Regions from separate parts of the Homo sapiens genome. Here region 1 is linked to region 2. Evidence: read pairs that join two places in POLR2A ChIA-PET (ENCODE). Cell type or tissue: PC-3. All regions are shown on one strand. Each heading gives the region's core, and the rest is flanking DNA. Links, peaks and the distances in the headings are about the cores only. Region 1 has its middle 120 kb from the start of CRIM1-DT. Region 2 holds the start of LOC124907753 (a long non-coding RNA gene).

Region 1 (16,702 bases), core at 8,544-12,543, 140 kb after region 2:
TTATTCTTTCCTTTTGCTTATTGTACCTCTGGAAAATCTGCCAGGAAGAATTTAATAGACATTAGACTGGGGTTCATCCTTTAACAGCATAATATTTATTTCTTCACCTGAAGGTTAAGAGGGTTTAATCTTCAGAAAGAACTATTAGTTTCTACCTCCTGCAGTACAGTTGGGAAGAGGTTTCAATTCTAATCTGGGAAAGTTAAATGATGGGAATGGGTGCTGGTCATATTTCTTTAAGGATGGGCTAAGGGACTCGTACCCAGAAAAAAAAGTCTCATAAAAGTAGGTTAGAGTTCCAAGTGTTCTAGCTCTTTCAACATATGTCATGCTGCTGCCTGGGCACATATTCTTCTGATATCAAAACTGATAGTAATGTCAAAGATACAATGTGTTTTTGTGGAGGAGAACAGTGAGTGAAGTTTGGGTAACAGGTGTAGGGATTCAAGTCAGAGGAATAAGAGAATGCCACTTATGCCTCTTAAGCTGTAGCCCAAGCTTAGTAATAATCTCCTTTGAGTGTGTGTGTGTGTGTGTGTGTGTGTGTGTGTGTGTGTATCCATAATTTGAACAGTCCCAGGGTGTGCTGTGGCTTTATTGGGGAACCAGAAATGCCGAGCCCTTTTCTTGAGGTTAAGAGCTGCTGCAGAGCTGTTGGCCTCAGATAATGTTCTGATCTGGGAGACAGAGAGGACCTTCTGCTTTCACACCCAGGATCTCATTTAGAGAGTAATGTTCAGTTTCACCCCAACAATGTGCTCATTGCTGCGATTTCCAGCACTATTAATATTAAGGAACTTGTGTTTGGGGGTGGGGTTGGGGAGGGAGGAAAATAATTGGCAGGCTGAATATGCTGATCTTTTCACACACTCCTCTTTTGCTTCCTCTCTGCGGCTGCAGTTGGGTTTGCTTGCTGTCTCCACCGAGCTGACGTGTGATGTCTGCAGCGCGAGTCAAAGCCACCTCGCAAAGGCAGCCGTGTTCCCTGCCTTGACATCTCATCCCTCGTCCTTACTCAGATCTCGTCAGCCTACACGGTCTGCTCCTCCAACAGCTAATAGCGAAATGACTGCGGGGAAGGCAATGACAGCAATCGCTGTTCAGCATTTATTTTACCTTTGATTTTTTGCTGCACATAAAATTCCAGGCCTGAGCTGCGGGGCAGACATAGAGGAGAGTGCGGGGGCTTGGAAGAAGGTGGGACTCTGAAATCTGCCCCTCCTCCCCCTTCAGTACAACGTAATGTGAGCTGAGTGGTCTCTGGCAATGATTTAATGCCTCCTTTGGACATTTGCCGGTTAACATAGCAAGATTGACAGTGTGCATCGTGAGTTGTATGTAGCTACCAAGGCTCAGAGGCTGTATATTTCCCTATCCTGCATGTCATTCCTGAGACCTTTTATAAATTCAGAGGCAGGACAGCAAGCTAGGCTCCTACCATCATCTGTGTTCTTGCTTCTTTATTGTTCTCAGTACCAAATGATATTCCACAGCACCTGCTCATACTGCTTAGTGCCATATAAGGAGAACCAGGTAGGAACACATGCTGCCCTGCCCTCCAGGAGCTTGCAGTTTAAGGCAAATACCCAGACAGAGACAAATGTTATTTCTGAATCTTTTTCCTCTCTGTTACTTGGCAAACAGCTAGTGATATGGTTTGGCTCTGTGTCCCCACCCAAATCTCGTCTTGACTTGTAGCTCCCATAATTCCCTTGTGTTATGGGAGGGACTTGGTGGGAGATGATTGAATCATGGGGGCAGTTTCCCCCATACTGTTCTCATGGTAGTGAATAAGTCTCACGAGATCTGATGGTTTTATAAGGGGTTTCCCTTTTCTCTTTGCTCTCATTCTGTCTTGTCTGCTGCCATGTAAGATGTGCCTTTTGCTTTCCACTATGATTGTGAGGCCTCCCCAGCCACATGGAACTATGAGTCCATGAAACCTCCTCTTCTTCATAAATTACCCAGTGTCAGGTATGTATGTATTAGCAATGTGAAGATGGACTAATACAGCTAGCCATAGTGGACATATTACACAAACTTCATACTCAAGAGCTTCATCCCAGTCCTGTCTTGGTCATTTAATAGCTTTGTGACTTTGGGCAACTCATTTAACTCTTTCGAGTCCCAACTTCCTTATCTGTAAAGCTGTACAACAATGAAGCCTATGTCCTGGTGTTGCTGCGAGATTAGACATAGTGTTTAAAAACCAAGCTGGCCTACAGGAAGAGTTTAATTTCTGGTAGTTGACATTTTGGAGAGTGAATCTAATGATAAGTGCATGGGCATCGTCACATTTCCCGTGATGTGTATGGATGGATTTGGAGCTCTGAATAAGTACAAAGGAATTGTTTTTGAAACGTGTCACTTCACATTGCCAGTTCTCTCTTCCTCCTCATCTGTATTTTTTCCTGTTATTGAACCAATTCATGGAGCTAGCATGGAATTTCTATTAACTTACTCCACATAGATATGACGCTATCTGGATAGGTTAGCCTGAACATAATTTCTCAATTAACTAAATTCTGCTTCTAAGCGATTTACAGCATAGTGGTCTTTTCATTCATTCCCTTCAACTTGGGGTAGTAATGGATGCAGTTATTGCATTGAGCACTCACGGAGAGTGGTCTACATGGATACCATTTTTCTTTTAACAAATAATTTGCCTTTAAATATAATGTTCTATGGTGCGGTTATGTATGTAATAATTTGTTGATAATTTTTTATTCATATATACTAGGATCATCCATTATAATCTAATTGAAAAACACTGTTACAGAGCAAATGACAATTACGTTTGATCCTTTTGTTTAACCAGTTAGTATAAGCATAGCTTATACTGGATATAGTTCACATGGAATGATTGATAGGTGAGGTGAGATTATTTTATATCAAATCTTGTAACCAATCTTGTAACTCCACAGGCCAATTTTCTATTACAGGCTTGGGTAGACGCTCCTGCAATTTTTTTCTGAGAAGAAAATGATCCTGTTAATGTAGTCTTTTTGTTCTTGCCTTTAGACAATCATCTAACAGTTTTTTATACTCATATAGCTCTTTGTATTTTTCAAAGTCCTTTCTCTTGAATTCCGTGATATGGATCCCATTTCTGGTTTCCATCTCCTTACCACCATATATAAAGATAAATGCCAACTGCCCAACGACGTGAGGGAAAAGTGGGGATAATTCTTTGGAATGTTAAGCATTATTCCTTCAGGGCTTGACAATCCAGCATACTGTGAAAGCATAGGGCCATTTTTGGAAGAAGAGAAGGAAGATGGAATTTACAGTCTTGGAATCCTTTCAGCATTCTACAGTGTAAAGTGTGTGTGTGTGTGTGTGTGTGTGCACGTGCACACATATGGGAGGGATTTCTTGGTTACGTTAATAATTTATGACATCCTGTGTTATTTGCCAGTGGATTTATGAGTTACTGCAACAAGATTATAAGCAACTCGAGGTCAGAGAATCTTTTTTACAGCTTTATAGGTCTCAAAATGCTTAGCATAGTTCAGGGAAATTGTAAGTATACTGTGGATTCTTGCTGAATGGAATTGAAAGGTACTTTCTGCTTCTCACGCCTACCTAACATTAGATTGCGTGAAGTCAGTGCAAGGGGACTTGCTCATTATGCCTGCTCTGTGGATAGTAAAGCAAATGCTTACTAGAAGGAGGGTCAATAAGATACAAAAAAATTCAGGTTGGAATAAATGGACCATGCCCTTTTTTGATACCTAATGACTCCAAATTACTTTTAGCAATGAAAGCTCATTAACTTTTTCACAAAGTGGTAATGTGAAACCTGTTCCAAAATATGTGAATTGCTTTAAAATAATGTCTCATAGAAGTTAAATTGAAAACAAGAAAAATTCCTGAGACAGAGCTGATGTCTATTGCATGGTAGTACAGAGCCATTTGGGAACTATTTTAAGAATGGAGACCCTCCTAACCAAAGTCAGGGTTGGGGATAAATGGAACTGGCAGTCACCCATGATATGCTCAAGAAACACACTGTGCAACTGAGATTTGAGAATTTTTGCTGCAGCCTTACCGCTGCTGATGCTAGCCCTTAGTGACTAAAGGGTGCGGATAAGCAAGGTGCTGTAGAAGAAATGGACCAAGAATTTGAAAATAAACACAATAGCTCATTAGTAAATATACCATGTCCCTACTTATTGGACCAAATTCTCCTCTTTGAGCCAAGGATGGTCATGGAAATTGTGGTTTCTCTTGAGGTCAGGTGATTTGTTCATTTGGTGCTTCTTGAGTTTCTCTGAGGTTGTCTGGGATAAGCCTGATCACCTGGTAGGATTTTCTTGAAGGAGTTGTCATGGAGTGAACAATGGACATACAGATTAGTTGCCCATTTCAGAGGGTTTAGTAGGAATTGGCAATATCATTGACATTTGGTTCTTGGTTCTACCTCTCCTTATGCTTTTCTCATGACTAAATAATGGAAGACTTGCTTTTCTGACACTGTTTACCAGCACCTAACTGCCAGGCAGACAGATTCTGCTCTTGTATGAGGAAAGAGTGTGGTTATGGAGATTGGTGTGAAACAGTAAAGTGTGACATGTTTATGACTAAAAACACATGTTGGCAATGCCATCTCCAGAGTGGGAAAGTTTTATTTTATAATTTCCACAATTCAAAAGACTGGTGATTTTTACTCTAAGTTTTAATTTATTGTGGCTCTACGCCTGTTTGTAAAATGCTGGCCCTCTGGGAAGTATATTTTGATGCCTACAGATAGCTAACAACCAGAATTCATAATTTTCTAACTAGAGTTTTAAAACCCCTATATTTGTAATAGTCTTATGATGAAACAATGTACTGAAGAAATCAAGGACTTTGCGACTTCAGGAATGGGGAATATCAATGAAGGTTTAGTAATGCTATAAAATGGAGCCCTTTTGTTGGGATCTCTTTATTTGCTTGTTCATCTCTGTACATGCATTTGGCAAAATTTGCCTCTTTAGCTTAAATATTGTCTCAGCATACATTTAAAAAAATTGTGTACTCTTGAAGCTCATTATAAATACCAAATTTTGACTCAAAATATAATTCACTAAAATATAATAGTTTTAACATTATTCTATTTAAAACCTTTTCCTCCTCACATTTTATAGATTTTTCTAAAGTTGCAACTATTTAACATAAAACAACAACCTAAAAAATTCTACTTAGAAGATCTAAGATCTTTTATCATACCATTTATTTTACTGAGGTTATTTCCTAATAGTTCTTATTTTTAACATTTATTTTGAGTGTCAGATTTCATTATATCTCAGCCATTCCATGTATGCCTCCCCCATAGAGAAATAATAACCTGATTCATAAATGGTAAACAGTAAATTCATACATGAAAATATAAAGATAAATTATTATTTCTAAAGTTGAATAATATTAATACATTTGGCCTCAAGAATTCATGTTTCTGCAAGGACTTTATGGGTAATAGGTGTGAACCCAGTTGCAAGGATGTGGTTGAAAAGGCCTCTGCCAGTATACTAAAAATTTGCTAAGAGGGTAGATCTTATGCTAGGTGTTCTTAACACACATAAACACATACAAATACTAAAAAAATAAAAAGGGCAGGAGGAAACTTTGTTGATAGTTTCACTGGTGTATACTTATATCTAAACTCAACAAGTTGTATATATTAAAAATGTATAGGTTTTATGTGTTAATCACATCAGACTCAGGCACAAAATATCTCTGAGACCCTCAGGCACTCCCCTCTATGATTGGCTTGATTCTCCAATTTTACCTTCTACTTTCTAAGGCTGAACCTGAGGTTTTCACTTCATCCCTGTACTTCTAACTTGAGCTTGTACCCAGACTTTCAGGGCTACTGTACTAGCCTTTGAGCTGCCAGAGATGCTACCCTGTCAGATCCCAAAGACCAGGATTCCCAAATCAGCAGGTGTCTTGACCTGAATGCTTTATCATCACCGCTTGAATCAACTGAGCTTGGAGTTTGGATGTGATCTCGGTCCCAGTTTCACTAAGCTCCACCAGAGCGGGGCCTGGCTCCTTTTCACTGCAGTCTAGCACTTTCAGAAATTAGCTGGGGAAAGCAGAGGAAGCTTCCAGAGGAATGCTAGAGTGAAAACTTGAGTACAGTTGATAATACCTCCACATTTTCTTAGTCTTTAGTTTTCGTATCTCCTATTGGGTTTACTTAAGTTTTCTAATTTTTTCTAGGATTTAATTTGCAGAATAAAATAAGACATTCTTGTTCTTCATATTTTTGGAAAAGAATGGGATACAGTGGTTGAATTAAAAGAAAAAAAAAGAATCATTGTGAAGTAACCCAGCTATTTGAAGATACGTAGCTTTGATTGAAGCCCAGTTTGAAAGAGGATGACTACAGGCAAATCCTATCAGTGGACATTTTATTAATTTTGTTCATAAAAAAAGAGTCAATCAGCATCACACCTCAGGGAATATTCATATAAAATCAGATTCAAACATAGCTAATTAAAAGGAATTTTAAGAGTAACCCAGCATAATGCCAAAGTAAAGAGCAAAAGGACCTGAGGAGCTATAAGCAGTAACAGAAGCTTAGAGGTTCTTCAGTAAGAAGCTGTGGTTCCCTTGGGGAATGAGACAGAAGGTCAGACATCAGAATCAAGAATAGGCAGATAGGGCTGGGCAAGGTGGCTCACGCCTGTAATCCCAGCACTTTGGGAGGCCGAGGTGGGCAGATCACTTGAGGCCAGAAGTTTGAGACCAGCCTGGCTGACATGGTGAAACCCCATCTCTACTAAAAATACAAAAATTAGCCAGACATGATGGCGGGTGCCTGTAATTTCAGCTACTCAGGGGGCTGAGGCAGGGGAATTGCTTGAACCTGGGAGGTGGAGGTTGCAGTGAGCCAAGATGGTGCCGCTGCACTCCAGCCTAGGCGATAGAGCGAGACTGCCTCTCCAAAAAAAAAAAAAAAAAAGAGAGATGGATTTCACTAGTCCCCCCACAAAATTCCCAAAGACAAGTTGAGAAATCAAGAAGAATAACAGAAAGATATGTCAAGAGTGTTCCAGGTATGTGAGTCCTGCTTGTGCAGCTGACTGGGTGGGGCCTGTCTGGGGGTGTATATGGGAGGGAAGGGAAGGATTGGAAGCCACCGAGGGCGAGACCCGGGGAGAGCGGTGAACACGTAGCCAGCAGAGGAATCTTAGACTGCAAACTGAGAAGAGCTGGGTTAACTGACAAGCTGGCAGGACCAGGAGAAAATATAAACATTGGTTGGGTATCAAAGTTAGTAGTTAGAGGGGTTAAAAAATGTAGGTTGAAGTTTGGGTGAACTCTGGGGTGAATCCCGAATGAGCCATACAGAACTCCAGGCAGAACACTGTGAGTGAAAAGTAAATATACCATTTCTGTCCACAGATGTGTTTTGAGCATCTACTATGTAATGTGCACCATATTTGACAATGCGAAGGAATATGCAGAGGTCAGTGAAACATATCTCTTGTGCCTAAATTACTCATGATGATGAAGGTATAGCCCAGCACCTAATAGGCACTTAAGACATATTTTTTGAGTGTCTTTTTTTTGTCTTGTTCACAGTGGAGTACTGGAACCAGCCATACAACCAGCCAGTGAGAGCTGTTAGTTAGCATCTCTTCCCAATTCCCTGTTCAGACGTTATGTTGGAAGCATTAACCGTGGTGCAAGTATTTTCATCACAGAAATCTGCAGCACTACAAATTAAGGGCTTTTTCTGCCCTCCACCTCTCCACCCCGGTTCTTAAATTTTTATTAACATTCTGACACTGGATCAATTTAATCTATCAGTTGAACTTAACAAATATTAACTGAGCACTTCATAAATGTAAATCTATTCTTAGCGCTTATCATCTTGTTTTCAAAAGACATTTTCCCATTTGCAATAACTTGATTATTTAGGTGGTTTGAAGCTTTCCTTATTTAACCCGTGTCACACTTTAGAGTATTGGTTTGCTTCCACTTTGCTATAGAAGAGAATGCAAAGCCAACTCAAGCTTGTGAGTTTTCTCCCTGGATTTGCAGTGTTAGTGATAGGCACAATGGATATCTCAGGGAAGACCTTCTAATTCTCTACTAGGGATTCAGCTCCTGATAGGAATATACTTACATTAATAAAGCTGAAAAATACTGACCTGGTGCTATTCTTTGATTGGCTATTCTGACAATGATGGAGGATGGATGTTTGGGATTAGTAATTATGTAGGGCATATGGATCACCCTTTTGTTATTCTTCCTATGAAAAGTGAAGGACTGTGTTTTGTTTCCATCCTTGGTAAGCCTATAAAGTGTTCCCTCCATAAGAATATTCGAACTTGGTCTCAGGCCACCACTTCTGAGGTTAGATGCTCAGGGTCATTTTATATCTACAATTTTAGATACACTAATTCACTAACATTGAGATTAGATTGGGAATCACCTCAGTGCTCTGTTAATGCCAATTACCTCTGAAACAGCCAGACTGGAGACAGGTAAGAGTCCCCTGATGACTGATTAAAATATGGTATCTTGAAAATTAAGTGTCTAGTTTTGAGTGCAGATGTAGCACAAAGATTTATTATCTCAATTGATTCAGATTGAATGCTATGGGAAAATTCACTAGGAATAATATAACTGTTATACCCTCACAGTAGGAATAAAAAGGAAAAAAATTCACACTTCTAGGGAGTGTTAAAGTCAGGGAAACGGATTGAAATCTTTTATAATGAGCTTTTAAGTCTTAAAGTCTACCAGTAAGAGGACAGAAGTCAAAATAGCAGAACTAAGGACAACGTAAAAATTGATATGATGGTATCCCTTTAGTCTAATTTTACCATTTGATTTGTGCTTTTAAAATAGTATTACATACAACTCAAAATTTCCATAAGGCACCAAAAGAGCTTTCTTGCAGTGGGCTCATTTAATTAATTTTGGCCAATATTTCCGTCTCTAGGTGCCTTCCAGAATTTAGATAATGACCTCTTTTTGAGGCATAAAATTGGAAAAGATTTTAAGAGATTAGAAAATGACTGGTTTAATAGAACTGGTAACACACTCAAAGGTAGACTTTAAATGATCCAAGTCCTATTTTGATTAATGAAAAATTAACATATGGATAATGTTGAATAATGGAATAAAGAGGTAGGAAAGAAATTTTTGAAATTTTTGTTATTTTTAAAAGCTAAATAAAAGATGATAAATGAAGATGATAAATGTAGGAATTATCTTAGTTCTTGAAGGTTATGTTGATATCAAATACATTTATTTATTTTTAAAAATGAAGTTTATTTTTATATTTTAAATTTAGAAAGGTGAAAAGAACAAAATGAAAATAAGCAAAATCTTTATTTTCAGAAAAACTATGCGTTTAAAAAAATAAAGTGTTTGTGTGTACATTTGAGTATACACAAGCAGATAGATGTATTTAATTTAAAAAAAACTTTATTTTTTAAATATACACAGTTTTGCTTGATATGTATATATGTATGTATGTATGTATTAGGAAATTCAAACAAGTTTTTGTGGTTCCTGTAAAATGGAAGACTAAGATAATGCAGAATTAAATTTTGATCTGAACCCATAAGAAAGAAAATTAAATCCTTGGTCACCAGAAACAGATAGGGGTTTATGAAAACCAGAACTCTAAGATGTTCTGATGTCGTACCATTTTATGTTTCCACCATGAGTATGAGTGGTCTAGTGTCTCTACTGCCACACCATCATTTGGTGCTATCACACTTTCTATTTTAGTCACTCTTATAGGTGTGTCGTGACATCTCATTGTAATTTTAATTAGCATTTTGCTAATGATGGCTAATGAAGTTGAAAATCTTATGTGCTTATTTGTTAGCTTTATATTCTCTTCAGTGAAATGTCTGTTCAAGTCTTTTGCCCATTTTCTAATTGAATTATTGTTGACTGTTCATAAACCATTTTGAGTTAGATTTTGTGTAAGATGTAAGTTTAGGTGGCGGTAGTTCTTTTTTTTTTATGCAATGAATGTTAAAAAGCTCTAGCACCATTTGTTGCATTAATTTTAAACCTTTGTTAAAAAACCAGTTAGGCACATTTGTGTGGGTCTATTTCTGGGTTTCTTATTCTTATCTCATTGCAATGTCTATCAATATGCCAATACCATACAGTCTTAAGCACCGTAGCTATATAGCAAACTTAACAGCATGTAGAGTGATTCTTTCTACTTAATTATGTTTTGAAAAATTGTTTTTAGCTATTCTAGGTCTTTTGCCTTTCCACATAAAATTTAAAATGAACTTGTCTATTGTACAAAAGCTCTGCTAGGATTTTAATAGAAATTACATTAAAATTACAGATTGATTTGGAAATAATTGATATCTTTGTGGAGTCTTCTAATCAATGAACCACACAATGTCTCTTCATTTATTTAGGTGCTCTTTGATTACTTTCATCAGCATTTTGTGATTTTCACCATGCAGATTCTGTACTTTTTTAAAAATATTTATATCCAAGTATTTCATTTTATTTGTAATAGTTAAAAATGGTATTGTGTTTTTAGTTTTGGTTTCCGCATTATCATTGTTAATATCATTGTCAAAAACCCAACTGATTTTTATGTGTTCACTTTGTATTCTGAAACTTTGCTAAGCTCACTTAGTACTAAGAGGATTTATTTATTTATTTATTTATTTATTTATTTATGGATTGCTTAAGATTTTCTATGTAGGCAATCATATCATCTGCAAATAGAAAGGGCTTTTTATTTCTTCTTTTTTAATCTATATGCCTTTTACTTTTTATTTTCTTTCTTTTCATTTTTTTTCCTTATGTGCTGGCTAAAAATCTCAGTAATATGTTGAATAGGAGCAGTGAGAGTAGACATCCTTGATCTGTTTCTAATCTTAGAAAACATTCAATCTTTCACCATTAAGTATGATATTAGCTGTAAGTTTTTTTAAGAAAATGTTTTTTATCAAGGTGTGGAAATTCCTCTCTACTTCTGGTTTGCTGAGAGTTTTTGTCATCAATAGGTATTGGATTTTGTCAAATGCTCTTTCTGCATCCACTGATACGACCATATGTTTTTTTCTTTTTATCCTGCTGATATGATATATTAAAATGATATTCAAATGATGAAACTGCTTTGCATACCTGGAATAACTCTAACTTGGTCATGGAGCATAATTCTTTTTACACATTTGTGGATTTTGTGAACATTTCATTTTTGCTTTTTATTGCTACACAATATTTATACATATTTATCTTTTACATATGATATTCTGACACAGAATATGATATGTTTGCATCTGACAGAGAATATCATATGTAAATGCAAACAAATCATATGCAAATAATGTGTAATGATCAAGTCAGGGTATTTAGTATATCTGTCACCTTGAATATTTATCATTTAATTGTGTTGGAAACATTTTAAATATTCTCTTCTGGTTATTTTTGAATATATAATATATTGTTGTTAACTGTAGTCACCCTACCATGCTGTCAAACACTACAACTTTTTCCTTTAAATATTATTTTTAGCTTCACTTTTTTTTTTTTTTTTTAAATCTCGACTCCTTCTTTTCTCCTTATTGGACTCCAAAAATAAAAACATTAGATTTTAGGATCTCATCCCATAGGTCCCCAATGCTCTGGGGTTTTGTTTGTTTATTTGAGGTTAATTTTTTCTCTGTTGTACGAATGAGCAATTTCTATCGATTTCACTTCAGTTTCCCTGGTTCTTTCCTCCGTTGTTTTAAATCAGGTATATTTTAACCTTTTTGAAAACTTAATATTTTTAATTGTGGTTAAATACACATAAAATTTACCATGTTAACCATTTTTAAGTGTACAGTGAGTAGTGTTAAATATATTTAAATTGTTTTGCAACCAATCTCCAGAACTTTTTCATCTTGCAAAGTTGAAATTCTATACCTATTAAACAGCCACTTTCTATGTCTCCATTATGGGATGAATTGAGTCACTCCAAAATTTACATGTTGAAGTTCTAACCCCTGTATTTTAGAATGTGACTGTAGTTGGAAATAGGGTCTTCAAAGAGATGATTATGTTTACATGAGGCTGTTAGGGTGGGCCTTAATCCAATTTGACTGGTGTCCTTTATAAGAGGAGGTAAATTGGACTCAAAAAGAGACACCAGAGTTGAATGCATACACACAGAAAAGACCATGTGAGGACACAGCAAGAAGGTAGTCATCTGCAAGCCAAGAAAAGAGGCTTCAGCAGAAAGCAAACCTGCCACCTTATTCTTTGACTTCTAGCCTCCAGAACTGTGAAAAAATAAATTCTGATGTTTAAGCAAGTCCATTTTTGGTATTTTGTTATGGCGGCCATAGTAAACTAATATATTGCTTTATGTAGGCCCTGGCAACCAACAATTCAACTTTCTGTTTCTATGAATTTGACTATTCTAGATACTTCATATAAATGCAGTCATATAGTTTTTGTCTTATCGTGACTAGCTTATTTAACTTAATAGAATTTTCTCAAGGTTCATCTATGTTATTGCATGTGGTCAGAACTTCCTTCTTAAGGCTGAATTATAATCCATTGTACATATACCACATTTTGTTTATTCATTCATCTGTTGATGGACATTTGATCCACTTATACATCCTGCCTCCACATGCATAACCTTCCTCATTAATATCCTAAACGATAGTACATTTGTTATAATCAATGAATCTGTCTTGATTTATCGTTATCACCACCAGTCCATAATTTACAATGGAGTTACATTTGATGTCATACCTTCTATGGGTTTTAACAAATGTATTATGATATGTATTTACCATTATAGTATCATACAGAGTAGTATCTCTGCCCTAGAAATCCCCTGTGCTCTGCAATTCATCTCTCCCTCTCCCTTAACCCCTGGCAACAACTGATCTTTTTGTGTCTCCATAGCTTTGCCTTTTCCAGAATGTCAAATAGTTGGAATCATGAAGTATGTATCCTTCTCAGATTGGCTTTATTCACTTGGTAATATGCATTTAAGGTTTCTCCATGTCTTTTCATGGCTCGATAGTTCATTTCTTTCTAGTGTAAATAAAATGCCATTGTCTGTGTATATCACAGTGTTGTATCCATTCTTCTACTGAGAGATATCGTGGTTGCTTCCAAGTTTGGGCAATTATGAATAAAGCTGTTGTAAACACTGGTGTATGCACTTTTGTGTGAACACAAGTTGTCCACTCCCTTGTGTAAATACTAAGGAGTATGATTGCTGGATCATAGGATGTGGAGTATCTCTAGTTTTGTAAGAAGCTGCTAAACTGTCTTCAAAGTAGCTGTACAATTTGCATTTTCACCAGCAATGGATGAGAGTTCCTGTTGCTGCATATCCTCACCAGCATTTGGTGGTATTGGTATTTCAGATTTTAGCCACTTTAATAGGTATATAGTAGTGTCTCATTGTTGTTTTAATTTGCAGTTCCCTAATATCAATGAAGTTGAGCATGTTTTCATATGCTTATTAGCCATCTGTATGTCTTTTTTTGGTGAGGTGTCTGTTCAGATGTTTTGCCTCCCCACCTTTTTTTTTGAGACAGGGTCTCACTCTCACCCAGGCAGACAGATGATTGCTCAAGCAATCCATGCACAATTGCCCATTTTAAAATCATGTTACTTTGTTTTCTTATCGGTGAGTTTTAAATGTTCTTTGTATATTTTGGGTAATAGTTCTATATCAGGTAAAGGATAAATATTTTGGCAAATATTTTCTTCTAGTCTGTGGCTTGTCATCTCATTCTGTTAATAATGTCTTTTGTAGAACAGATGTTTTCAATTTTAATGAAGTCTAGCTTATCAATTGTTTTGTTCATGGATTGTGCCTTTGGTGTTATATCTAAAAAGTCATTGCCATATTCTATAACATCTAGATTTTCTCCTATGTTATCTTCTAGTAGTTGAGTTTTAAAGTTTTGTGTTTTACATTTAGGTTTATAATCAATTTTGAGCTTTCTGTGAAGGATTTAAGGTCTGTGTCTACATTCATTGAGTGTTTAGTTATTGCAGTATCATTTGTTAAAAAGATTATCTTTTTTTTTTTTTTTTGAGATGGAGTCTCGCTCTGTCACCCAGGCTGGAGTGCAGTGGCATGATCTCAGCTCACTGTAACCTCTGCCTCCCAGGTTCAAACAATTCTCCTGCCTCAGCCTCCCGAGTAACTGGGATTACAGGCACGGGCCACCACAACTGGCTAATTTTTGTATTTTTTAGTAGAGATGGGGTTTCACCATGTTGACCAGGGTGGTCTCAAACTCCTAACCTCAGGTGATCCTCTTGCCTTGGCCTACAAAGATTATCTTTTCTCCATTGTATTGCTTTTGCTTCTTTGTCAAAGATCAGTTGATTATATGTGGGCCTGTCTTTGGGTTCTCCATTTGGTTTCATTGATGTATTTATTTTTTTACTAATATCATATTGTCTGGATTACTGTAGCTTTGTAGTAAATTTTGATGTTTGGTAGTGTCAGTCTTCTGACTTTGGTCTTCTTCAATGTAGTGTTAGCTATTCTGAGTCTTTTGTCTATGTATACAGAATTTTAAATCAGTTTTGAAATAACTGATTTAAAAAACAGTTATGAAATAACTGTTGGGATTTTTGACTGGGGTTGCATTGACTCTGTAGATAAACTTGGGAAAAACTGATATCTTGACACTGCTGAGTCTTCTTATCCATAAATACAAAACGTCTCTCCATCTGTTTAGTTTTAAAATTTCTTTCATTAGACTTTTGTAGTTTTCCAAATATAGATTTTATACGTATTTTATTAGGCTTATGTAAATGGCATTGTGTTTTTAATTTCAAATTCCACTTGCTCGTTGCTGGTATATAGGAAAATGATCAGCTTCTGTACATCAACCTTGTATCCTGCAACCTGGCTATAATTGTGTATTAGTCCAGATTTTTGTGCGTGAATTCTTTTGTATTTTTCTATGTAGACAATTTTGCCACTGCAAACAAAGAGGGTTTTATTTTTTTCTTCCCATTCAATGTATCTTTTGTTTTCTCTTCTTGTCTTATTACATTGGCTAGGACTTCCAGTACAATGTTGAAAATTGGTGGTGAGACGGGGCATCCTTGCCTTGTTCCTGACCATAGTGGGAAGAGTTAGGTCTCTCACTATTTAGTATGAAGTTAGATGTAGGGTTTTATAAAAATTTTTTAAGATATTTTTTGTCCAGTTGAGAAAGTTCCTCTCTCTTCCTAGTTTGTTGAGAGATTTTATCATGAATGGGTGTTGAATTTGTCCAGTGCTTTTTCCTGTATCTATTGATATGGTTAAATGACTTTTCTTCTTAGCCTGTTCATTTTATGGATTACATTAATTGATTTTGGACATTGAACCCCTATTGCATATCTGGGATAAATCCCATTTGGTCATGTTGTATAATTCTTTTTTATACATGATAGGTTTCAATTTGCTAATTTTTTTTCAGGATATTTGCATCTATATTCATGAGACATCTTAGTCTGTAGTTTTTTTCCTTGTAATATCTTTGTCTAGCTTTGGTATAAGGCTAATGCTGGTCTCATAGAATAGGTTAGAAAGTATTCCCTCTGCTTCTATCTTCTGGAAGAGATTGTAGAAAATTGGTTTAATTTCTTCCTTAAATGTTTGGTAGAATTCACCAGTTAACCTATCTAGGTCTGGTTCTTTCTGTTTTGGAAGGTTTTATTTACTGATTCAATTTCTTTACTAGATATTGGGCTATTTAAATTGTTTATTTTTTCTTTTGTGAGTTTTGGCAGATTGTGTCTTTCAATAAATTGGTCCATTTCATCTAGGTTATAAGATTTGTGGGCATAGAATTGTTCATAATATTTCTTTATTATTCATTTAATGTCCTTGGGATCTGTAGTGATGTTCATCTTTCATTTCTGATATTGACAATTTGTGTCATCTCTCTTTTTAATCTTAATTAACCTGGTTAGAGGTGTATCAATTTTATTGATCATTTCAAAGAATCATATTTTGTTTTGTTGATTTTTGGTATTAATTTTCTGTTTTCAAATTCACTGACTTCATGTCCTGTTCTGATAATGATAATATTGCAGATCCAGTCAACAAACCAGATGACAATTTGTTCCTGTTCTTGACCTTGAGGTCAGATCTGTCTCCTTTAGATATACAGGTTTACATAAATTATGGTCCCAGGTAGTTTTAAGTACAGGGGTTTTCAGGCTCCTTTCATAGGTGTTGGAGTCTTATTCCAGTCTCAGCTTTGAACAGTAAGGCTTACATTGATCTTGTATTCATGAAGCACTTTTATTCCTTTCATTCACTAAGATCCAAAGCAAATGGCTGCCTTTGCTAACTTCTAGTCCAGGAACTCTGCAGATCTGGAGATTCTCTTTCTCTCTGTCTCTCTCTCTCTCTCACACACACACGCACACACACACACATGACACCAATAGATAGATACAGATATGAGTAGGGATATACATTTATATTTGAACACTATTTTGATCTTTTTCTTTTCTTTTTATCATTTTTTTGTTTCTCTGATATATTTTCAGAATTGTGGGGTCTATTTGGTGAAGACTCAAAGTGTGAAATTACAAGACCACATTCATTTGACATCAGTCTCTCTGCAAACCATTCTCTTGACTATTAACTCCTTGAAGGCAAGATGTCTTACTTATCTATAAATCCCTATCAGCTCTTAGCAGTGTACATGGCATCAAGTAGCTACATATGAAATATTTA
Region 2 (16,702 bases), core at 5,843-9,842:
CCATCCATAAACAAATCCAGCCAGCATTTACCCCTGGCAAGAACCTCCAAGTCTACGACCTCCCTCAAACTATGTTTACACCTTCTCCCACATTCTCGTATCCCCACAGCCAGAAATAAACCCAGGGCTCTCAAAACTGAGCCTCTCCTCCTCCCGCTCATGCGAGTTGGCCCAGCTCCAAGGCTCTGTAAGCAAGGAAATGCAGTCCAGGGACACTGTATGAACGCTCGCCTACTGTTTAAACATTCTCCTCAACCTGCAGCTTACACAGGTCACGGAGGCTTCACTATCTACTGTAGAGCAAGGAAGATACAAATCCATTTCACTGTAAATGAATTTAAACATTTATAATCACATTGGTTAAGAAGCTTTTGGCAATAAATAAAAACAAAAACCACTTGAAGCTTTGGTTGAAGATCAACTGATTAAAGAGGAACTATATAACACTGGAAACAATCTATTGATTCCCACCTTGAAGTTTTATAAATTGGTTCCAACAGGAGCTACAGGCCCTATGTTGGGGTTAAGCTTAGGGAAGTCCAGGCCCTCTCTCCCTTTCTAAACCTTTTTTTCTAATGGGTGTCAGCTTGCCTTACACCTCTTTATTCATCCTGGAGACACAATTTCAGCATACATATTTTGGTAGTGGTGGTTATGGTGGGTGCCAAATATTTATTATTGTAGAACATAAATGACTATTAAACTTCAAAATGTTTATTTTACATGCTTGCTGACTTTAGCTAATGTCATTATCCTATGATCCAACTAAAACTCTACAAATACACAAGGTTGAACTGTTAAATTTGCTGTGATTTCACCTTCAAATTAGTTTTTTAGTACAAAGTATGCTCCCTTAAGTCAATATGTTGGTCCAAAAAGTATTTGTGAAAGTGTAATAGTGCATATTAATCACTTAGCCACATACTGTGGCTTAGAAAGTCTAAATAGGTACTCTTTCCAACTAATAAGCAGCCAGGTTCAGGGTTTTCTGGACTATGTTGATTGGTATATATCTTACACTAATTATATCTTCAAAGATTTATAATTCAGAAACAAAAATTTAGTATTAAAGAGGTAATCAAAATGTTTGTCTTCCTTTTGCTAATCTAAAGAGCACTTAACATTTACATAAAATATATTTGAAGCCTGGTGATTTCATTTTGTATACCGTTTATGCAATTTGCTTTGCGGATTTGTATTTTTAAATAAAGATTGCAGAAATCAACCTGAAATATTACAACAGGTGCTATATACCTTCTGAATATGAAACCAGTATGAGTTGCATTATATGAGTCAATAATAATACAAGGAAAAGTCTATTTTCCTGATACAATTTCAACAAACTTAATCCTGATAATGATCCGAAGTTTTTTTTCGAATTTTGTAGGTCCCTTGCTGGATAACGTCTAGCCCTCTGGTTTTAATTTATAAGATGGTGGAAGTGGAAAACTGCTTTACATCCTTGGAAACAACAGCATATGGCATATGCAAAGCATACGGCATATGCAAAGCATACAAGTTGCAAATTCATTTTGAAGTTAATATCTAGTACCCATTTAGAACTTAATTATATCCATTTTTCATACTAAGTAAACATCTGCAATATAATAATATGCTACAAAAAAAAAAAGCAACAGAATTAAAATGTCTCTACCTGGAGAGCTGGCTATTTGCACAAAACCTACAAATCGTTAGTTAACTTTACAAAGCTTCCATACTCTTAGAGTCAATACAGTTCTGGTGATACTAAGCACATCAAAAAAAAAAACATCAAGAGCCACAGCCCTCATGCCATGAGCCTAGGGATCAGATGCACAGGTAGTGAGTGGTCAGATGCTTAGTAAGAAGAGATGACACAATCACAGCTATCTGTTTGGAGCACGCCCAGGCACTCAGGAAAATAAATTCCATTACGACTACATAGGATTTTCTCTTAAATAGAATTTTTTTTCCTTTCTTGCTTTTTAAGTAGTATGGAAAAGAAAGGGGGAAAGGAAATGAGGAGTAACACTGCAGTCAGTACAACCCAATTGCTTGACAAATCATAATAATGAAGACAAGGTAGCAACATAGGACAATGTATTTGATATAATGTTAGATGGGGATAAAAAACATACACGATGGGTGTGGGGGGAAGGATGTCTACAGAGTAAGACTAGGCAGGGTTATACACAAAAACATGAAGCTAGTTTTTGTGTTTGGAACAAGAGCATTTTAGATAATTGTTTCTTCTATTTCCCAAACTGTCTAGTAAAGTTATCCCTTTACAGTAGCATTCTTTAAAAGATGGCAGTGGGCCCAACATTTGGCTCCAGCACACACAGCTAGTGATGGGGAATACATTGAAGAAATAAAACTACAAAGAGGGAATTTAGATAACACCTTTTTCTGAGTGACCCCTTTAATAAGGGGCTTCGGTCTCCTTTCACGAGGCAAGGCCTCTTCCCTCATGCAACTAAGGTCCAAGAATCTTTGGGCATGAAAACTTCTAAGGAATATCTGCATCAATCCTTTTTGAGTCTACCTTTCTTGACACATAGTATGGGTAGGACATCAGCAACTATAAACCTGGTAGGTGCCTTAGGAACTGCCGAAGAGGAGACACAGGAAAAGACGCCCACGGCTTTATGTAAGCCACTTAGGAGACAGACTACATGTATCTAATCTATGTAAATTAACGAATGATGGCCAGAGGCAGATTTTTTTTTGTTCTGTTGGAATTAACAGAACCTAACAGCTTCAGTTTGAAAAACATACTCCTATTACAGAAGAATGGACATAACAGACTACCAGGACACGCACATGACCCTGTGAGCAATTTTTGCATGGGTGTATGTTGTACACATGGATGCACATGCACACATCACATAATCTCCAACGTGTGCATAGCTGTCCACTGTAATGACATTTTCTCACTGTGACAAAAGACTGACAGAGAATGCCTGCATTTCCACACATACAGGTTCAGGGATACCTTCCCACGGCCATTCTGCTGGTCCACCGGCTCCGCAAATGATGACTTCATTTCTACCTCTCAAAATGCCCCATCGGTTTGCTTTCTCTATCACAAACAAATGTGACCTTTTCTCCCCAAGTGCCATCTTTGGGTACAGCTGTAGGAACGATAGGCCAGTCAAAGGCTGGTTCAAGCAACTGATTTCCCCAAATAGCTCTGAGAGGTTCTTGTCAGGACTCAGGTTAAGCCAGCTGTCTGTATCACTGAAAATGGTACTTGCTGGTTGCACTTCACACCCACTTCTCTGGTTCTCTCCTTCCAGGAAGTCTATTTTTCAGTTACAAGAACTGTTTACTTTGGCTTACAGGCTGATGGGCACTCCCTCCTTCAAGAGTGTTTCCCAATCCTCTGCCTCCATTCATTTACTCTACTAATGTCTGAGGAAAAGTGTGCTATTCCATCAGCAAGAACAGTTCTGGGTCCTTTACCCACACCCTCGATTTAACTGTGGGATCATGAGTTTTGAGAAACACACACACTTCTCATTTTGGCAGCATTTGCCATCAGCTCAAATACTCCTTCTGCTGATAAAGTCTTAGAGAAGGCAACACTGAAAAGAAAACATACCTGCCTAGGAAGTCTGGGAACAGATTTTTAAGCTTTTTTTATATGAAGCCATATAAAAGTTTTAAAAATATTTTTAACGAGTTATAGGAAAATCATCAGTGGACCCTCAAAAAATAACCTTGCTTAAATCTTCACTGTTCATTGCCACTGTTCATTATGGACAACCAGAGCTCTACAGCTATAACTTTACTTAGCCATCAGTTCCAGCTTCTCTCCTTCCCTTTCCTAAAACTTTTGTAACTGGTGATGACCAATAAAAGGATCTGAAGTGGGCTACTGGGAAAGCCACCAACCATACACTAACATTATCAACAATTTCCATCAGGTATGAGATGAGCATCGTAAACTTGGGAAAGCTGAAGGGCCATGCCGCAGCAGAAAATTAAACCTGCCCTAAGAAAATGGGCACATTGACTAAAGTGATAAAATGGCACAGGTACCTGAACTTATATCCAGGAGAATTCTGCATGTGTCTTTGACTCTATATACTTTATCTTGGCCAAAACTCTCTATCTTTAGCAGCTGAAAAGCTTAGCACCAAATGTATCAAGGTTTTAATTTGCTATGTATCCTTAAGTTTCTAATGTCTTATTCCATCTTAATTTGTAAACCTCCTTAAAACCTTTAGAAAAACAAACAAAGAACTTATAACTAGTGCTACAGAAAAAACAATTCCACACTGAATGTGGAATTACTAAATAACAAGTTGGGGCTCCAGCCACTAATCATCAAAAATTCCTGTCTCTGAAGTCATAGGGTTTGGAGTAAATCCAAACGGAATTTTGCTTTCCTAAATGCCTTAAAGTGCATTCCTATGGAATTCCTGCTCGAACCATTGTGAGGCATTTTAATTATTCCCAGTCACACACTTCCACCCTCAGGTTGTTGGCTTAGGATTTCCTTCCCCAAAGAAGCTGTACAGTTAAAAATTCCTTAGGATATCTGGAGATCACCTGAAGCAGTAAACAGGTTGCACCACACTGCACTTGGCACTCACATATTGAACATTCAGTACATGTTTCTTAAACTAAACACCCTCCTGATTAATCAACATAAATGTTTGTTAAGACACAATCCTGGATTAGCTGAGAATTCAGAAGTCTATTTTGCTATCACCAAGTCATGATGATATGGTCATCTGAAGTGTGTTGATAATTTATAACCGATTTATCAGTTATTGTTTACAAGCAGCTGATCACCACAGTATCTCAACCGTTTAGTATATCAGATCCCTGGCAGTCAAGAGAAGGTTACAAGCAACCACCCACGAGGAAAATTCCTATAAGCTGATAAGGGGTTAGTGAATGAAAGATGACACCTTTATGACAAACTGACAAGAAGAAAAGTCCACACAAATAAAAATTATCTTTAAATATTTGCCAAAAAAATACAGCTGAAACTAATTCATCATGGAAACATTACAAAAAATTCTAAGACTGATCGGCATGAGCAAAGTTAACCAGTTTGAGCTTCCTCCTGCAATGCTATGGCTTCTCACTGGGATTCTCTTAACGGGGAGTGCCATTCGTTTCAGTTTCCACAATGCAGACCAAATGGTTCGATGAAAAAGTTTTTGTATAATATCTTGGATGACCTTGAGTCTAGATTTAGTCAACAAATGCTCATTGAGTTCTTCCTGTGTGCCAAGCGCTAGAATAACACACAATCCTGGCACTCAAATAGATCACAATGAGGCAGAGAGACAGAAATGTGAACTCTAACACAGTATGAAAAGTGCTATAACAGGGGAAGGAGAAAGTGCTATTTATGGTCACTGGGGGATGGGGGATGGGGGATGGCATTACTTTTTCCTGGGCAGGGCAGGAAGGCTTCACAAAGGAAAGAGCATAAACTGGCAGGGCTTGAGGGATGCCAACACATATTAAAGGACGTGAAGACAACTATGGGGGCGTCTGAAACCTGACACCACACCCATTTTCCAGTTGCTGGCCTTAGTTGCTGGCCAAGTCTTTGGTTGCACTAGATATTAAGAAGAATGTGTTGACCACATCTCCTAATTTTCTGAGCTCTCAAAGGGTCTTTGTCCAAGATACACTGGAAATAAAGTTGGAAAACCTAAAACTTCAGGAGCAAGATGGTCAGGTCTTTAATTTAGGGGTCTAATTTTCCCTTACCTGTGGGCTTTTAGTAATAACATGCAGACTGCTAAGGTCCTATGGGAAGTTAAATGCTTATTATACTAAGATTAGAAGTAGAGGGGGAATAACTATGCATATGAAATATGTCCCCTCTAAAGAAAAAAAGTTCACTGTTCCTTCTTAACTAGTGGTCATCCTTTATCCCTTCTCTCTCTTTTTAGCTCCTAATACCATCTACTTTTCCATTCTCTCAAGAAATATTATCACTCAAGCATTTCTGACTCAAGGGCATTCACTTACATATTCACACACAATTTTAAAAATATAATAACCTGGATTATTTTCAGTGCCAAACATAGCTGTAATTATGTATTTCTTTTGGACATGCTTTATGTTATTAAAGCATGTAAATACTTTATCTCCCTCAAGTTTTCCAGCCCTCAGTTGGCAGAAAGTCTTTTCTTTTTCCTTTCTCTTTCCAAAGCAACTAATACAATTTCCTGAATAGACAGTCAATAAACTTGGTTGCTGAGGGCTCACCTTTTCCCAGGGCAGTGTTTGAAAATAATTTCATCTACTGCCAACAAAAAACACCTCTGGCTTCTTTCATTTTACTTATTTACCTACAGAGGTCTTCCATTTCTCACTGTAAATTTCTGCTGCTTCTTTCTGCTGTCACATTTAAAGTTTCTGCGTAAGGTCAAAAACTGTTTAATGATGGCATACTATTTAAAAAAAAAAAAAAAAAGCTTTTGTCCCAATCACTAAGAAATAAGTCAGCAATATTCAGAAGCTCTACTTGCCCACTTATAGATATCCCAATTAACAGGCAGTTTAAAACCCAAAGCATCTTAATTAGAACTGTTTTTTCAAATGCAGTAAGTAAAACAATGTGCGACCTTTTATTAAGAAGTCATTTTCAGTTTGCTGATCTACAGAGTAGATACTACAGTCAACTTGCTTCAAGCTGGGGCGTTGTTTCCAGCACATCCATAATACAATGCACGGTATTCTTTGTCTGTGTTGTGCCCTCAGCAACTGAAAAAATACACATGCACGTGCACACCCTACATCCAATGGCACAAAGTTAACTACACATTCAAAGAAGGAATTAGCTTCCTGTCTCTCAAAGAGTATTCCCACTCAGGGGCCCAGTGGCTGATGCTACAGAAATAGTTCACTACCCTGAGTACATCTTTTTAGGCCAGCAAATCTACCACAATCTTGTACAGATCCTTGTTGTATAAACTTTTATCACTTTCCTCACATTTATCATCTTCTCGAATGTTCCTATATGGCAACATTTCTGACCTATATTACATATAACATTTCATATGTTCCTATATGGCAAAAAGTTCTGTAGAAATGTTTGCAGGTCAAAAGCTCCCCCTGCAAACATTTTTACAGAACTTTTTGTCGTTAATGCAGACACTGTTATTGGAAGGGATCCTCACAGAGGAATTGACTCTTGCACCACCTTCTGTCAATGGCTGGGTTGCCCAGTAGCTGGAAAGCTGTGTGCACTCATCCTTGCTGGAAAGAACATGGAGGCAAATGTTAAGACTGCTGGAAAGCATCTTTCCAATGGCTTTCAGGACACTTGAGATCCAGCAGGCACTGGGCTGTGGTAGGGATTCACCAGAGGAGGAGGGCCAAACCACAGCACACAGATGTGGGCAAGTGGGGTCTCTAACTCACCTTCTAACATAGACCCTTCACTACAGCAAACACACATGCACTCATGGGCTGCTTTGTAGAGAAATGCTGGGCCCTTGGCATGCAGATTCTCATTACTGCCGCAGAGGTTTAAAAGTTCTTAAGCTAATATGCACCAACCAACCTGGAAGAAAAGCAAATAAAGACCTATTTATACACCAGAAAAGAGTAAAGGAGACCCTAGATTGGGCAAAAGCTCAGGTTAGTAAATTAACACCACCCCATCCCAGAAATCTAGCCTGGAAGAGAGACGGTAAGATCTGGAACAGGATTTAACTTTTGATATTATCTTTTTAAAATGGAAAGAAAGAGCAAGCCATAGTACAACATAAAATGTTTATCCAGTTATTAGTAAACTTTTAACAATTTCACAGATTGGAGTGAAAAAAAATTTTCTGGAGCAAAAAGCAAAAAGTATTACAGAAAACTAAAAATTATCTAAGTTTACATACCTAGGAAATGGTGGCTTAGGTAACTGCGCTGAAAGTGAGAATCATGGAAGAGAGCTATGTAATAATTAGCCACTGAGTTTTCTCATATGACATACTCCCAAATGGAATATTTCACATTCAGCAGACTTATTAATGAATAAATGCCCAATGGGAATTAACTAGTACCTCATTCTGGAAGGCTGCTCTTGGCAAAAAATGTAATAACCACAAGGCAAACAAGCTGATTGCTAATATACACTGGAAGCCGTGCTGGGCATCATTTTCTTTCGAATAATGCCTATTACTTTAAGTTTTAGAGCCGCAGGTTCATACTACCTAACCTTGCTCAACGTCCTGCCGCTGGACAACATGCAAAGGAAGGGTGAAGTTTCTGGACAACTTTCCAAGCTTCGCAGTTGGCTTGTACTTGAAACATATTTAGTGAATATTTGCTGTCTCACATACAAGCAAAGAGCTTCCTGGTCAGTGGCTCAGCTGTACACAGAGGTGAGGGAGCTTGCGCAGTGTGCAGCATGTCCCTCTGCAGGAATCATCCTTTCATCCTCCCAACGTGAGGCACCAACATGCCACGTTTGGCCAGCGACCCCACACCCCCTTTCATGCACTATTACTGCTATGTTTCTTTAAATTCAGTCTGCTCCTTAAGGAAACTCCCTGGCAAGTGAAAACAGCAGCAAAGGTAAAAGAATGTGGAGAATTTGGCTGCTGCCTGCAGTATTAGGAAGAAGAGCAATTACTCAACTCTCTCCTAGTGTCAGAGGCAGAAATGAGCATGTGAATTTGGGCAAGTTTTGGCCTGTCTTCGCTCTAGCTTCTCCCTTTGCAGTCTCTGTCACCTACCTACCTCATAGTCTTAATAATTAATGAAGTACATAAGAAAATGGAGAAAGGGAAGGCAGCAAACACATAAGAGAGGTTTGAGTTCTACCCTGAATCCAGACTCAGCCACGGTGAATATGATTTAAAAGACTTCAGGCATTTAAAAGCTGTCACTAACTTCCCAATACTACGCTTTACTGTCTCCACTGCCGCTTGATAAACATAACCATGGAGGAACTCTTGATCTTTTCCTCTAAGCCCTTCTGTCTACAGCACCTGGCAGTCATGTAGACACTATCACTTTTTCCTTCCCTGGCTCTGCAAACACAAGGTAATATTCGACTCCTGTCTATCACTTCTAGGTCATAAAAGCATAGATCTTATGACCAGTAGAACCTTAAGATATCATCTGATTCAGTTCCCCTGTCTTGAGGTAGGTAACTATTTAATTCCCTTTTGACAAATTAAGGCAAAGTCATGCCAAGGGAAGTTGAAGGGTTTTATTTAAGTCACTGGGCTATTAAGAGATGAAGGGGGATTCAAAAGCCATGGCTGTTTTTTTCTCCTTTATCATGTTATCACATACAAGAATTCTGTAATATTCACCTTTCTGGGCAGCCTCAAACCCTTTCTGAAACAAGCTAGGATATACACAAATACAGTCACAGTCTTGATTAAAACACAGAAATTTATTTGGTCTTTCATTTTGATGTGATAGGTAGTGGTAATAAGTTTTCTTAAAATCTGCCTGAAATATAGGAACTCAGTGGTTCTGAAAAGCACACAGTATACCCATTCTGTCTCCAACTGTTTAAAAATCCTTCTACTTTGACTTCCACAGACAAAACTGTCTAAAATCCATCCCTTTTCCTCACTCAGACTGTAAAAGCCCATACTTTTCAAAAAAAGCAAAGCTCCCAAATATGGGAAGTGAGAAAAGGTTTTCGAGATCTGCATTTGATAACATGATGGAATATTCTGTCTCTACAGACTTATAAACACACACACAGAAAGGTCCAAGCCTATGCATCCCACACTCCTCACACCATAAGGCCTGAAGTGGTCCAACTACTTCATAAAGTCTAGTTCAGGTCAAACATCCTCAAGGTAGCTTTGCCTTATTTTGGCAGGTCTTTCGCAGTCTTAAAAAGAAGTATCACAATTCTCCAACAAAAGATGCCTTTTGTTTAATCACAGCTGTGAAACGTTTTGCTGTGGCCTTTGGATAAGAAGCTAAATAAGTTACCTCTTGTAGACTGGGACTCTGCAGTCTCAGGTTTCATTCTGCCCTGCCAGAAATTCCTTTCTGTTTTGAATCTGAGATGTTTGTTTATGGTTTTTGTTTTGAAATGCTAAATAAGACAGGCATAGTTTCCAGTTACAGCCTATGGACCACCATCTACTCCCTCTCCTTTTTTTTTTAATCTTTCCATAGGCAAGGTAGCTGGTTGCTAAAATTTCCAAATAGCAAACTGTTCAAATTCTCTTCTCAGGAACTTGAAATACAAAATGGTAACACCCTACAATATAATTAACACTTATTTTTTTTTCTTAAATATTCAGAAGACAAATGTTCTCAGGATAGTCTGAATTAGGGTGTTATTTTGACATCTTTCTGATTTTGTTTGTAGGTTACATGTCCGAATACCAGCACTCTTGATAGAAGTGCTACAAATGAGAGGTACTAAAGTAGTTTCTGGAAGAAAATCCAATTTCTACTATGCGATAATACGGTTTGATCATCAGGAAGGAAAAAAAAAGTTGTAAACCACTGATTCCAAGGATTTTTCTCTTCATCAAGTTCTTTCTCCTTGTTCTACAATAGCCAATTTAAAGCATCTGCCTTATGAATTATCAGCCAATATTTACTGGATAAAAATGATACTTATTTTCAGGTACAAAGGAAAGAGTCACAGTTAAGCAAATGTAGTTCTGGGCTGGGCGCGGTGGCTCACGCCTGTAATCCCAGCACTTTGGGAGGCCAAGGTGGGCAGATCACGAGGTCGAGAGACCATCCTGGCCAACATGGTGAAACGTGGTCTCCACTAAAAATACACAAAGTAGTTGGGCGTGGTGGCACATGCCTGTAATCCCAGCTACTCAGGAGGCTGAGGCAGGAGAATCGCTTGAACCAGGGAGTCAGAGGTTGCAGTGAGCTGAGATCATGCCACTGCACTTCAGCCTGGCAACAGAGTGAGACTCTGTCTCAAAAAAAAAAAAAAAACACAAACATAGTTCATAGTTCTGTTCTCCTAAAATGGGACCATACCCACACTAAGAACTAAACAGCTAGTAACATTAGATATTTTGATTCTAGGTGTTCTTCCTACCCCGCACTATATCACAAAGACTCCCTAGAGACAGTGCAAACCCATGGCCAACCTCGACTATTAGTCCACATCAAAGATGGCTAGAATGACTGGGAGAGAGAAAAGCAACACAGATGGCCTCTGGCCCTCACACCCTCTCCTGCTCATTCCCAAGCCCGCAGTGGTCTCTGAATCGGCTAGGCTTGCCGCTGCTTCCTTCTGTAACCTCAGTGAGATATATCAACCTGGCCTGGCTATATCCTTGGGGTCTCCAACGTCTCCAGTGATGTCCAGAAATCCTCAAAAAGTTCTAACAATAAAAGGAAATTTAATTCACTGTCATAAAACCATATGCCATTAATATTAAAAGGCCATTTTTAAATAAATATTAATTTGAAATAGCTCTTTGGATGTAGGGGCTCAAACCACAAAATCAAGCAAGTGTTCACATTCTGCTGAAATGCCAAAGGCGCTGGGAACTGTAGTTGCACTGGATCAAACCAACGCATGTTTCCTTGGTGCATAGACCCTGTATTCCCAGCCCCCTGTTCTCGGTACTTCACGGTTCTTTTCTCTTTGACAAACATCTGACATTTGAATTCCCCCTCGAAACTCCCACCCCTTTGAAGAGATTTAGTTAAGTTTGGAGGAAATGTGTGCCCACAAGGTAAATTTTTAAACTTACAGAGAAAGCTAACAAAGAGGAAAATGGGAAAGGATAGAAAATAGAATGGAAATTAAAATTAATATTATTTTAAAAAATCTATTTGGTACCAGAAACTAGCATATACACATACATACTATACACACACACACACAATCTTATATATACATCTATGTAATCATATATATAAATCTCTAATCCTCACTACAATATTTACTTAATAGAAAGCTATTAATATTCCAGTTTCACAGATGAGGGAACTGAAGCTCAGAGAAACTAAACAAGCTGATCTCACGATTAAAAAAATAACAGATTTAAGATTTCAATGCAGGTTTGTCTAGCCCCAAGCCCTATTTTCTTTTTCCTAAAACATCCTGCACAAGAAGTGCAGGAAAAAAGGAGGGAGGAGAGGAGACCCTCAGGTCTTTCTTGTTGCTGCATCCTCCACTAAACTTTTCCTGGTGGTCAGATTTGGGTTAGACTCCCTCTTACTTGCTCCTGACATGCTTGGCATTTCCGTTATCTCATGGCTTACTGAACTGATTGTAATGAATTGTCTGCTTTTCCAGTTTACCATCAGATCATGGCCTGTGTGAAAACAAGGACCATATCTTATTTATTTTGGCTGAAAAATAATGACTATAATAGCAGGTAACATTTATCAGGTCTTTTAATATGCATACTCTGTGATACATGCTGTATACATAGGTACTAGCTTTGTGCTACTTAAAAGTGTGGTCCTGGCACCTGTGACACTGGCATCAGCCAGAAATTTGTTAGAAATGTAGAATCACAGGCATCACCCCAGACTAACTTAATCAGACTTGCAATTTTAAATACCTAGGTGATTTGTGTGCACACTAAAATTTCAGAAGCACAGTTTTATCTCACTTAACCCCCACAGCGAACCTAGGAGGTACCGACGACTAACAGAAAAACTGGCTTACACAAGTGATGTCACTACTGTAAAGCACAGAGACAAGACCCATAGGCGATGCTCATGAATATTTTCAGGCAGAAGAATGGCAGAAGAACAGGTAGAGCTAGAAAAAGAACAAGAGGAATGGATAATCCTCTGACTTCTGGTTTTGCCTAGTTTATACCAACTGCAGCAGCAGGTTGGAACCATAGCCCCCATGGCGTCGAGCTGTTTCTTTGCTCAAGCCAGGCCAAATCCTGCAGTGGTCATCAGTGTGCACACTCAGGAGCTAGGAGCAAAATTTCCTCCCAGAAGATAATGTGAAGCAAAGTGCACACTGCTGATTATAGCACATCTAGGTTCCCGCCTCCTCCCCAAATTAAGTATTTTTAATTATTTGTTCACAGATAAATGGTTACATTTATAATTCCTACAAATCAATGCAAAATAATATCAGACCTAAAACATTACTCAAAATATACAAACTTTGTAGAAATCATTTAGACAAGGTATAAAAAGATAGTCATGGGGGGGGGGGGCGGCGACGACTGCTGAATTCAGTAACAATTTGCTCCCTTTCTAAGAGCCCAACCTCCTTAACTGCTTACCATCAATGACTGAGGTAGATGGGGATTAAGAGAACAAGAGACTGAGCCCAAGTAAAATTGTTTCACTTATACTGGTTAGTAGCCTTGTTAGTAAGCATGTTCCATGTGCCAGTCATTCTTTTAACTGCTCATTAGGGATGCACTGAGTCCTTATAGCAACCCTATCATTAACCTGACTACACAGATGAGAAAACTGAGACACACAGAAGCAGAGTGCAGATTTGACCCCAGAAACCAAGTTCTTTTTTTTTTTTTTTTTTTGAGACAGGGTCTTGCTTTGTCGCCCAGGCTGGAGTGCAGTGGTGCGATTTCAGCTCACTGCAGCCTCTGCTTCCTGGGTTCAAGCAATTCTCCCACCTCAGCCTCCCTAGTAGCTGGGATTACAGGGGCCTGCCACCAAGCCTGGCTAATTTTTTTGTATTCTTAGTAGAGACAAGGTTTCACCATGTTGGCCAGACTAGTCTTGAACTCCTGACCTCAGGCGATCCATCTGCCTCAGCCCCACAAAGTGCTGGGATTACAGGCATGAGACACCACGGCCGGCCCCAAGTTCTTGAACATTACACTTTTCCACCAACATGTAGGTATTTTCATGTGGGGAATTAACTGGGACTGGAGGAGGGAGGTAAGGAATTGATACCTGTTCACTTTGCAACTAACAAAGGAAAATAGGTTCTTTAAAAACATTTACTTTTTTCATGTGGGCCCAAGATAAAACACGTAAGAGTTTAGTGTTTACCTTGAGGGTATTCTTACATAGAGGTATATTCAACCATTCCTCTGTCTTGACTTAGGAAGTCTTGACTAAACAGAGGTTTTCAAAGATGTGACCAGGCTACTGCCCAGGGCAAGCAGCAGGGTGGGTGAAGCTGAGAGGTGCTGATAAAGGGACACCTCCCAGTTTACTGCCCACGCTTATCCGCCTAGTGAAACAAGCTAGAACAAAGAGAAAATCACTCTCAAAAGGAAACTTGCCGTTTTGAAGCACAGCTACTAAAGCATTAAGAATGCAGCTTCATTCTTAGATGTTGAGAAACACTGAGACCAATTGCACAGGCTCTAAGGAGAATGGGTAGGATCACCTCCCCTGCCAAAAGAAAGGGCTACTACTCACACTTTTAAACCTAGTTCAAATTCAAATTCCCCTTTCTGCTTTGCCACCAGAGCCTCAAGAGATCACTTCAGATGCTTTAATTCCTACAACTAATTTTATCCATATATTTCACTAGCCAATTAATCATACACAGACTTGCAAAATCACTTCTACTTGGCTTGAATTTATATTATTATGTAGACTTTTTGCAAGTCTACATAATAGACTTTTTGCAGTCTTGCTGTCTTTATTTCTTATCTTGATTAAGTGTACAGAGCAAAGAATATGTTGGAGAGGTCCCCGGGCTCCCTAGTTTCCCCCTCACCCCAGCAGAAGGCCTTGTACAGCATAGAAGACCAATGAATGAATGACTGATTTCCATGCAAAGGCAAGTCAGATCTTTGAAAATGCAGCTTTGCAGAATTAGACCTCTGAGAAGGAAAGCTTTCAATGTGTTATTCATGCATGCTTGGCTAGTCTACTGTTTCTCCCTCAAATAATTAAATGAGCTTTACTGGGGTGTCTCCAAAATCCTGATACCAAACGTGCCATACGGAACACAGTGTTACAGGAACCCGCTTCACTAAATGTATTTCCCTTCCACTCATTTTACCACCTCCTACCCTCTTGTATTTACAGGCTAAAGCAACACTATCATCTCTGCTTGCACCATAGCCTGGGAGATGTTAAGCACACCCACATTTTTCAGGAATTTCACAATTAATGTCTGGAATGTGTTTTGGATTATTCTTCAAAGGATGATATACTTGTGCTAAGATGAATTCAATATTTTCCCTTCTCCCATTCGTCATTCTTTAGTCCACCCCCTCATTACCTCCTTAGGGTCATCTGTTTCATCTACAATATATCCCCCAACTTCATAATGCCCATCCCCTGCCTCACCCAGCTGTTCACTCATTCATCCCGGTCATTGCATCTTCAACAAACCACACAAAACAAAGAAACCTGTACCAAGTCACCAAATACCTCCTACAAATGGATGTAATGCCTACACAGATTAAGGACTGTTCAGTTTTCTTCATATATTAATCTGACTGCTTACAACCCTACTGCCAACCTCTTGCTTGGAGATTTTCCTGGTCAGTGTACAATATGTGTGAATGGCAACAAATATCTCCAGACTTGCTATTTTTGCCATTCTGATAATACACAATCCATCTGCCCTTTGCCAAGTGTTTTATGTGACAGGACTCCTCAATAACAGGGAAGATTCTATAAGCCTGGCAATCAAAGTGAAGGTCACTGAGTCCTGTCATTTATTTAAGTGCAGTGAATAGTTGGTCTCTCCATGTTTTGCCAATATTTACTTTTGGGAGGAACTAATTATTTCCTTGTTTACTTCGTTGGTTTCTCTTCCCATTCCCTGTTAACATAATGTTATAGGCCCTCTGCTTGTTCCTCTCTGGGATCTAAGGGCTCCCTGTCTACCTAAGGACTTCTGAGAGGAAAAATGAAACCCATTATTCCAAAACAAAGCCAAGAGCTTAATTTTTCTAACTATAGAAGCTGATATTTTGCCCCCCTCCCGTTACTTAATGAGTGAATTAAAATTCGTGGACTCTTAACTTCAGGCCCTACTACAGAGTGGTGAGAGTAGTTTCCATGCGGCTTGTGCAGAATGAAATGTTTGGGTTCATTATCTGGCCTCCTGCAGCCTGCTTTCTGGAGCAGATCCCGCATACATTTTCTTCCAAGCAGCCATCATCTTCACTGACTGTCTTCCAGGGATAAGCAAAGAAACTTTGCATGGCAAGTTTCAGGAAACAAAATTCTGTTTTTTGCTGTAAGTACCCCACTATGTATACATAGTTCTCTTACACACTGCCCAATGAAAAATGGGTAAAAGGAACAGTTAAAATTCCTGGGGGAAATAAAAGGAGGATTGCGTTCTGAAAGAGGTCGTTTTTAGATAGCAATGGTGAAAAAGATGGAATGCTAAGTTCCAAAATATGAAGCTACTGAGTAAATAGTCACCAAGAAAAAAATTGGTGCTTATCTGATCTAGCTATCACCTGAATCTAATACAACAGAGTCCTCGGAACAGTGACTCAAGTAGTCTCCACCTGGTTCCTCATCACTCTGTCTGTACAAACTGCCAAAGCAAGTCACCATCTGCCCTTTAACTGCCCAGAGAGGCTGGTCATGCTCTCTCACCTTGCCTCACTCCTTATAGAAGCATAAAGCGCTATGACACATGGGAGAAGAAATGGCTCTCAACCCCTTAGCTCAAAACATAATTCTCACTGTCCAATCAAAATCTTCTTTCTAGAAAATCTCACTTCATTAATTTTTCTAAACTCTGCCTTCGATCCTCCAAAGATGTCTTCCATCCAGATTTCTTTCTCAGGGGTTCAGGATCCACACTTGTTTCTCTGGCTTCTAGGTGATTTTCCTGGAGGCAGGCAGCCTGGCCAAGAAA

The links. ChIA-PET counts read pairs that join two places held together with the same protein. Peaks named below come from ENCODE experiments on the same cell type or tissue, not always from the same donor. Only the 100,000 strongest peaks of a DNase experiment are listed, where the experiment ranks them.
Region 1: POLR2A ChIA-PET joins it to region 2 with 7 read pairs; 3 of 35 experiments call an interaction of 5 or more read pairs at or near these places.

Annotation. Positions count from the first base shown.
Region 1 is chr2:36,224,879-36,241,580 of GRCh38, reverse strand. No RefSeq gene overlaps it. Among named protein-coding and RNA genes, the nearest start is that of CRIM1-DT, 120 kb to the left of the region's middle. In PC-3, for the core only: no CTCF peak of the experiment used is centred there; no DNase peak of the experiment used is centred there; H3K27me3 peaks cover 815 bases.
Region 2 is chr2:36,359,928-36,376,629 of GRCh38, reverse strand. The region is part of intron 1 of CRIM1 (cysteine rich transmembrane BMP regulator 1); the gene reads right to left. LOC124907753 (a long non-coding RNA gene) reads right to left here and starts at 6,412. Exons shown (of 2, transcript XR_007086281.1): 1 at 1-6,412. RefSeq lists an enhancer at 7,803-8,456 and a silencer at 8,350-8,644. In PC-3, for the core only: no CTCF peak of the experiment used is centred there; no DNase peak of the experiment used is centred there; H3K4me3 peaks cover 552 bases; H3K27ac peaks cover 767 bases.